2 separate regions of the Homo sapiens genome follow, and region 1 is linked to region 2. A link is an interaction called in ENCODE POLR2A ChIA-PET data of the cell type or tissue named here. Cell type or tissue: PC-3. All regions are shown on one strand. Links, peaks and the distances in the headings refer to the core of each region. The heading gives the core; the rest is flanking DNA. Region 1 overlaps RASSF6 (Ras association domain family member 6). Region 2 holds the start of INKILN (inflammatory MKL1 (MRTFA) interacting lncRNA).

What was found. ChIA-PET counts read pairs that join two places held together with the same protein. Peaks named below come from ENCODE experiments on the same cell type or tissue, not always from the same donor. Only the 100,000 strongest peaks of a DNase experiment are listed, where the experiment ranks them.
Region 1: POLR2A ChIA-PET joins it to region 2 with 5 read pairs; 1 of 35 experiments calls an interaction of 5 or more read pairs at or near these places.

The regions. Positions count from the first base shown.
Region 1 is chr4:73,606,927-73,611,327 of GRCh38, reverse strand. All of the region lies in intron 2 of RASSF6 (Ras association domain family member 6), which reads left to right. Among named protein-coding and RNA genes, the nearest start is that of RASSF6, 11 kb to the left of the region's middle. In PC-3, for the core only: no CTCF peak of the experiment used is centred there; a DNase peak (open chromatin) is centred at 1,947; H3K27ac peaks cover 2,342 bases.
Region 2 is chr4:73,720,457-73,724,857 of GRCh38, reverse strand. It overlaps INKILN (inflammatory MKL1 (MRTFA) interacting lncRNA), which reads left to right and starts at 3,788. Exons shown (of 3, transcript NR_185098.1): 1 at 3,788-3,874. In PC-3, for the core only: no CTCF peak of the experiment used is centred there; DNase peaks (open chromatin) are centred at 1,657, 2,717 and 3,137; H3K4me3 peaks cover 286 bases; H3K27ac peaks cover 4,000 bases.

The DNA of each region.
Region 1 (4,401 bases), core at 137-4,136, 110 kb after region 2:
TTGACATTAGATTATGCAATATATGGCCAACATCCACAGCTTTTCTTGTACGCAGCAAACAGTATCTCATATTGCTTTGGGAACAATAGAGTAAGGGCTTAAAAGCTATAAGAGTAGAGATGAAAACTGAAACTGGCCAAGCTACAGCAGAGGCTGGGGGCTGAGAGGAGATGAAATCATGAAAAAATAAGTGGTACTGAAACATGACCCAAATCTTATGGGGGGTGGAAAAAGGAAAAAAGCCAAATAAATGACAGAGAGAAGGAGAAGTGAATGATGCAGGGTTGGGCAGTAGGAAAGTGAAGGAAACAAATATGATCAAATATGGAAATAAAGCCACAGCTGAAAGATAAGGATGAACTATAAGCAGTGGGAAAAAGACCTGATGCAAAGGATAAAGGATCCACTGACTTATTCCTCAAACACTTACTGATTACTCACTGTGAGCAGGTGTATTTTTGGACCCTGAGCATTCAGTAATGAACCAAACAAAACCCTTACTCTCATGGAGTTACATCATAAAGTCGGGATGCAGTCAATACATAAGATAAATGCTGAGGAAATGGAGTAAAGAGTGCTAGAGATAGAGAGCGGAAAGGGTTCTGATTGCATATAACCTAGTTCCTTCCTCAGTGAGCGGGAAGCACTGGAGGAAAAGCCTGCAGAAAGGGAGAAAGCAAGCCATGCAGCTTTCGCAGGTATTCCAGGCAAGGGGAATGGCAACTCCACAGCCCTAAGGCAGATGCATATTTGTAAGGGTCAGGGAGAACAGTGTGGGGAAATGGAAGTAGAAAGACAGCAGGAGAAGAAGCCAAATGGGCTCAGAACATGTAGGGTTTGATAGGCCATTATGAGGCTTGATCTTTCCCACTAAATAAGATGAGAAGCTGTGGAAGGATATTGAGCACATGAGTGGCAATATCAGTCTAGCTGCTGTGTTAAGAACAGAGTAGAGAGGGGACAAGAGTGGAAACAGAGAAGTTACCAAGGAGCTGACAGTCCAGGGTGGAGATGAAGGTTGCTTGAACCAAGGTGGCAGCAGTAGAGGTAGAAAACAATGGTCAGATTCTGGATATAGTTTGAAGACCAACACAATAGGATTTCCAGAAGGGTTAGACATGGGTGTGAGAGAAAGAGAATAACCAAGGATAATTCTAAAAATTTTGATCTAGAAAAATGGAGTTAACATTTTCTGAAATCATGAGGAGAAGCAGGAGCTACAGGAGGAGCAGGTTTGCAGTTGAGGATCCGGAATTCAGTTCTGGACACATTACATTTGAGATTGAATAAGAAGCATTTCTTAAAAATGAGGTCCATGGACCACCTGCTTCTGACTCAGATGCCTGTTCACAGTATAGACCCTTGGCTTCACCCCAGAACTAATCATGTGATTCTGATGCATACTGAAGTACTGAGAACAAATTCTCACCATAGGAAAGGATTAAAGTTCTGAGAACTTCTGACCTCCTAACATAAACAAAATTCCTGGAGCTAGGGGAAATCTCTGCCAGGCTGTCACCAGAAATTATAACAATGCCACTGACCAACTATGATATCCAGCATACCACAAATCTGGCAAACACCCCTACTCATTTATTCACTTGGCAAGTAGTTTTTTAGCTCCCTCTCTTTACTAGGCATTGTTGTGGTAAACAAGACAAAAATTAGCAATTTATTGAGGTATTTTTATTTTCCTGCACAGAACTACATGAAAAGAATGGAAATTAATAGTTAAGCAGAATCTTCATAATCAAAATTTTGGTTTCAGCAAATTTCATGAGGATTGCATATGATCAGTAAAATAAGAGGTCCTGATATTAATAATAGCATAGTAGGAAACATAACGTTTATATCCCACTACTGGATGAGAATTCTCTGAGTTTAGAAACTTCCCTGTTCAAAGGGTATTGGCACAGGTTAGCTTTGTACTGAAATGACTAAGCTTCCAGTTGCTGTTTTATTGCCTGGAGTCATCATTGCACACTGCTTCACACAGTGAGCTGGGTGGAAAAAAATAAAAATAAATGTTTTTTATGGTTACTTTCAAAGTATTTTCACTTTAGGTCATAGGCTGAAATCTGGGCACTTTAGAGGTGAATAAATGCTAACCATGTATTTAAAAAAAAATTAATGGAGAAGTTTAAATCCAGTTTTAGAATACCAACCAGATTTCACTCTCAGAACCTATCAGACTTTTTCTGCTACTTAGTAACCTAATAAAAACTTTGCAGTCTATGCCTCTTCTAAGGGCAGCTCAAAAGGCACGTGTACAATCCTGTCCTTAGTAAGTTTAATTAACATGATGTAATAAATTTTAGCAGAAAGTGCATTATTCCAAACAGTTTCTTTTTCCAAGCATGTTGGCCAGCAACCTTTGTTGAAACAAAGGAACCAGCCACCTGCACTTCTAAGCACAAATTAAGCACAAAGAGCCAGTGTTCCAGAGGCTGCCTTCTACCTGGCCAGTACAGCCAGAAGGCAATGTTTGCCCAGGTTTCATATACAGGGTCTTCTCCTGATCAAAGGAATAGGAGCAAACACTGCATGCCCCTGTGAGTCCTGAAGGTAAGTTTCTAAGAGGAGGGCATCATTCTCCTGAAGAACGCTGAATACCTGTCTTTAATTAAAGTATAAGAGAGCCTGTTCTGACTTATTTGTATAAAAAGTTAGAATTTCAAAATAAGCCAGAGACAGAGGATTTTAATCGCATATTTAGGAGCATCTACTTTAAAAATTAGAATTTTTGTCCACATGGGGATTGTTTTTAAAAATTCACATTATCCATGTTTGATGACCCAGTGAAATGAAAAGAAATTATTATGAGAAACTGGGTATCACATCTGTTATTTTGTCACAAAAGGGTCAATAACGTCATCATGAGATATGTGAAAGAAGGACATTTATTAGGTTTTTTTATATCTGATATTTTTCAATAAGCATATATTGTCAACAGTCATTGAGCATATCAATATGACTTAATAATCTGTTATTCCTAGTAAAATTTATCTACTTTGCAGTTACCTGTTTTATCAATTAAGGAGGTTTAAAAACGATGAGATCATTTGTCTGCCCAAGATAATCTAAAAATGTTCTCAGAGAAAATCCAATGATTTTCTATGAGACTCCAGAAGTTCAGACTCCAGAAATATATCACATGTATGGAATTTATTTCAATTTCTGGATGCGTGAATTTTCTATGCTGTATTCCCTACACAAATAACTTTTGAGAGCATACCATAAGCAAGGAGGAGGAGGAAGAGGGGAGAGGAAGGGGGAGAGGAGAGGGGAGGGGAGGGGAGGGGATGGAGGAGAGGAGAGGAGAGGAGAGAAGGGGAGAGGAAGAAGAGTAGAGAGGAGGGGAGGGGAGGGGATGGAGGAGAGGAGAGGAGAGGAGAGAAGGGGAGAGGAAGAAGAGTAGAGAGGAGGGGAGGGGAGGGGTTGGAGGAGAGGAGAGCAGAGGAAGAAGAGTAGAGAGGAGGGGTAGGGAGGGGAGAGGAGAGGAGAGGAGAGGAGGTAGCTGTCCTACTCTTGTGGAGCTTGCAATCTGAAGCTGTAGCTCAAACCTGAGCCTTTAGCAGAACCACCTGGAGGGTTCTTTAAAAGAAAGATTGCTAGGCTCCATCCCCAGAGTTTCTGATTCAGGAGTTCTAGGGTGTTTTGAATATTTGCATGTCTAAGTTCCCAGGTGGTACAGATGCTGCTGGTCTGGGGATCACACTTTGAGATCCACATAGATCTAAAGGCCTGAAACAAACTGACATGTATTCTGAGGGAAGGAACCCAGTTCTATGAAAGAACAAAGCCCTAGTTTAAACAAGAGTTCCAAGAAGGCTTCCCTAGAAACAATGTTTGTACAGAGATCTGACTAAGAAGGAGCTATCAAAGTTCAGGACAGTGGGTGGAAGAGTGTTTCTGACACAGGAAATCTGCCAGAAATCCTTACAGCCATGGAGCAAAGAGTTCCAACAAGTGAAAGGTGCCCAGGGTGCTGGGGTGCAGGACACAGGGAAAATGTCTCTTGAAAGGAGGCTGAAGAGGAAGGCAGGAGAGAGACCAAACAGGACTTAACCTGCCATAACGGTGTGGGGGTTTTATCCCAAGAGCAATGGAAAGACATTTAAGACATTTAAAGATGTTAACAAAGCAGATGATATGATTAGATACATTCTACATACTCTGGATTTAGTGTGGAGAATGTCTGGAGGATCCTCTGAATAGCAGCAAGGAGTTTGCTTATTATTTTTTTGTTGAATGTAAAGATAACCAGTGGTGAAAGTCATGGCAGCATTACTGAAGAACAAAGTCAGAGCCAGTGAGTGTAAGAGCCTGTGTGTCAGGAAGTCTCCCGTTTTCAGGCTCGTGCTCAGGTTGATGGCCCTGGGAATCACTGGCTCCTTGTTG
Region 2 (4,401 bases), core at 310-4,309:
GCCAAAAGAAACACTCTCAACATTATTCAACTCTGTGCTGGACTTCAGAAAACCTAAAAAGCTGTACCATTCAGACAGACACAAATGAAAATGTTTTCTCGTCACAGTTGGCCAAAATTACAGAATGATAAAAAACTGAATTATTTCTAGAGAACCATTTCTTCGAAGATTTTATGAATTGATCTTGTAATATTTATTCACCAAAATACACCAATGATAGAAAATATCATGAATTTACCTACAACATAATCACAGCAGTGCTTTCATTCATGTTTTTAAAAGGGATTCTGTGATTAATTTGCTTTTTGTAGTATTTCATTCATCCATCCATTGAATTAATGTTTATTGAATGCCCATTAAGTGCTAAGCATGGTGTTGGGCACAAATAAATTCTTGTTAAAAGGTGCTAACGCTGTCCAGTAACATTTTTAAATTAAAAACAATCTAGCTGAGTGTGATGGCACACACCTGTAATCCCAGCTACTTGAGAGGTTGAGCCAGGAAGATCACTTGAGTCCAGGAGTTCTGGGCTATAGTGCACTATGCCAATTGGGTGTCCACGCTAAGTTTGGCATCAATATGGTGACCTCCGGGGAGCAGGGGAACCACCAGTTTGCCCAAGAAAGGGTGAGCCAGCCTGTGCAAATTATCAACTCATTTCCACAACTAAAACGCTGAACACTCGGAGTCAGTGAGGCTCAGACTGGAGCAGGGCAGGATCAGGGAAGCCAGTCACCGGCACAGCTTTCACATGACAGCTTCTAAGAAGTCAGACTCACAAGACCTTCTCGTGAGTCTAAGCAGGTCAAAACTCTTTTGCTGGCCAATAGTGGGATCATGCCTTTTAGTAGCCACTGCACTCCAGCCTGAGCACTATAGTAAAACTCCATTTCAAAAAAAAATTATAATAATTTTTAGTATCTACTGAATTTGAAAATATTTGTGACATCAATATTACTTTAAACAAAAAAGTTACACTCATAAAGTTAAACATAAAAAAGCCTTGAAGTACAACATACTAGTTCTGCCCAGAAATTATACAAATTTCAATGTTTTCTTTGTTGCACAAACAAAAGCAATTAGAATACGTTAGACAAAACTCCAACTAGTTCAAAAGTGGGAAGGAAAATGAAGGGGAGTAGAGAATGCTTCAGTTTAGCTTTATTTATTTCCAGAGTGGTTAAAAACTAGTATCTCCTTGTTTATGTTGCTTAGAACAGAAAAAAAATAAGCCTTATTAGTGTTGTTAGTGTTATAGAATCCAAATACTATGAAACTTTAAAATAGCCTGAAAATAAAGACGTTTAGATAAATCTTTCTTAAATAATTATTATTGCGAAGATTTCTGAATCTTGGATAATCTTGCATATATCAAAATATTGGACTTCAAATGGGAAAGCCAGGCCCTTACAGGCACACTTGACAATGTTAAGGTCCCTGTAGGGTTATGATCACCATGAACCTCCTACAGAGACTTAATTTTTCCCCAATCCTTTTCTCTCTCTGCCAGTTATTGATTCAAATGGTGTTGGAATATCAGCAGGTTGTAATTGGTGTATGGAAAAGAAAGCATAGGCCACTCTATCCCTTGCTTCCTTCCAGACTGTGAATCATAGCTTCTAATGGAATTATGTAAGCAGTGGTGGGTGATGAATGACGACATTAACGCAGGAAAGGTTCTAGGTGCTAGGTTGCACACTTCCGTACACCTAAGCACCAGACTAAGTCACCCTGATTCTCAGGGTTACAAGGCATTATATCTGCTTATATAAGAAGCCACAGGATCAACGTGGCATCTCCCTGGAACATAAATTTCCATGGTTGTAAAGCAAATTAAAATACTGATTTGATGCTCCATTAAAATAAACAAGAAAAGAAATAGATGCTTTGAAAGGAATTTCACTCTTATATGGGCCGTCAGGCTTCTTCTGCATGCTCTCTCCTATACCATTGGAGGCACTTTGCTTGCAAGGGGGAGAAGTGCAGGTCTGTCATCTCCCACTGACTTCTGCTCATTTCCATGCCTCTGCTGTGCTTAGCAATTTATTGTAGTTACATGTGCATGTATTTTGTCTGCTACTAGATTGTACACTCTGCAAGGACAGAAACTGTGTCATTTCAGTCTTCTGCCTCCTTTATCGTGCCCAGCATATGGCTTAGTGCACTGAAAAGAGTCAGACTCATTCATTCCAGGATAGATGTTGTTTTAGGAATATTGAGGTGGAAAGCTGATTACAAGGAAAATTGTGGAGAATGGGTATAATGTATGTTATCTGGGTGATGGGTATCCTAAAAGCACTGACTTTGCCACTACATAATCTATGAATATAACAAAACTACATTTATACCCTGTAAATTTATACAAATTAAAAAATGTGGGGAAATCTGCTATCAAAGTTCCCAGACCACTTCAATTGGATGGTTCACTTGTAGGACCCGGAATCCTCATTTTCTCTTCTCCTTTCCCCTTTATCAAAATCTATCTCTTGAATTGTCTTTTACAAGATTATAGAAATGATTTTTAAAAACTCAAATTGTTATTTCTAATAGAAAAATGTGTGTTTCAACAGGGGACAACTCCTTAAACTAAAGAAAACTGCAGACATCAGTCAGTGGGTGGAAATTATTTTTGACAAGGGGCATTCCCAGATCTCCTAAAGACACGACATAGACAGTTAGATGTTCCAATGACTTATAAGGCCAGCCCTGGAGTGACCCTGTACTGGACCACATGAGTCAAACTGAACTCATTCTTTTATTGAAAAAAAAGTTATTTTCAAAGTTCAGGATGAGCTGTCATTATTCACTGTAGAATACAGTGAGATTTATCATACAGATTTATATCTATGACAAACAAAGCTCTATTCTCTGGAATATAAAAAGTGATTTGCTACTGATGACTTTCACTTTTTCATCTTTTAAATGAGAATCCTGGCCAGGTATAGCAGAGAATATTTAACACTGTATTTTCTATGTGCCAGGAACTATCCTCAGCGCTTGCCATGTATTAAGTCATTTAATCCTCTCAATAACCCTATGAGATCAGTACTATTATTATCCCAATTAGCTAATGAGTACATTGAGGCAGAGAGGATATGCAGCTTGTTCAAGGTCCCATAGGAGTATATGACAGAGCAGGATTCAAACTTTAATATCAAATTCCAGAGCCTGCCTTCTTAACCACACTCCATGAGCTCCAAGGCTTTTCCAGAACTGAGAATCTACAAGCTTTTCTCATTTATCCATGATACACATCTGCTATTGCGTCATTAGCCCATGAAGCATTGTAATAAGGAAATTGCACAATACACAACACTAGCATAATGAAGAAATTATAAAGATACTGATTATCCAAGATTCAGCAATCTTCTTAATAATAATTATTTGAGAAAAAATTATCTAAATCTCTTTGTTTTCAGACTATTTTAAAGTTCTATGGTATTTGGATTCTGTAATACTAAGACCACTAATAAATAATTGTTAATATTGAAAGTTTTTTCTCCCTTTTGCTGATCCTTTCTCTTTTTTCCGAATGAGTAAATTTATCACACTAATCCCATTGTACATAAGATATAGCAATTACTCAATTATTGATATGTTTTGGCTGTGTCCCCACCCAAACCTCATCTTGAATTGTAACTCCCATAATTCCCACGTGTCATGGGGGGAACCTGGTGGGAGGTGATTGAATTATGGGAGCGGGTATTTCCTGTGCTGTTCTCGTGATAGTGAATGAATCTCACAAGATCTGATGGTTTTAAAAGATGGGAGTTTGCCTGCACAAGCTCTCTCTTTGCCTGCCACCCTGTAAGATATGACTTGCTCCTCCTTGCCTTCCACCCTGTTTGTGAGGCTTCCCTGGTCACATGGAACTGTAAGTCCAATTAAAACTCTTTCTTTTGTAAATTGCCCAGTCTTGAGTATGTCTTTATCAGCAGCATGAAAATGAACTAATACAATCACTTATTGTCATACCTAGGATTTGAGAACTATAGGTGTGTTTAGAAGTCATCTCGTCCAAATCCTACATTATAAGATTCTAATCTCCATTTTTAACTTGTACAAATGTTGTGTATTTCAAACCTAAAATAGAACTACAATTTGAAGAGTTGTAAATATTTGTTCATGTTTTTATGGGCAAGAGATTTCTACTTACAAAGTGAACAAAGATTCTAAATGTCAAAAAGGACAACATTTTTAGTGGCACAAGAGCTAACCTATGTGTTAAGACCCCTTTAGAGGGCTCTTATCAAGGAAACTCATATAAAATTTGGAATTTTATCTATGGACTAACCTAATCATTTGATCTTCTATTTCCCTTTGACTGAAAGATGTAGACTACAGTTTTCATGGTAAACCATTTATAAAACTTGATTATTAAAATCATCTTGTTGCGTGCTT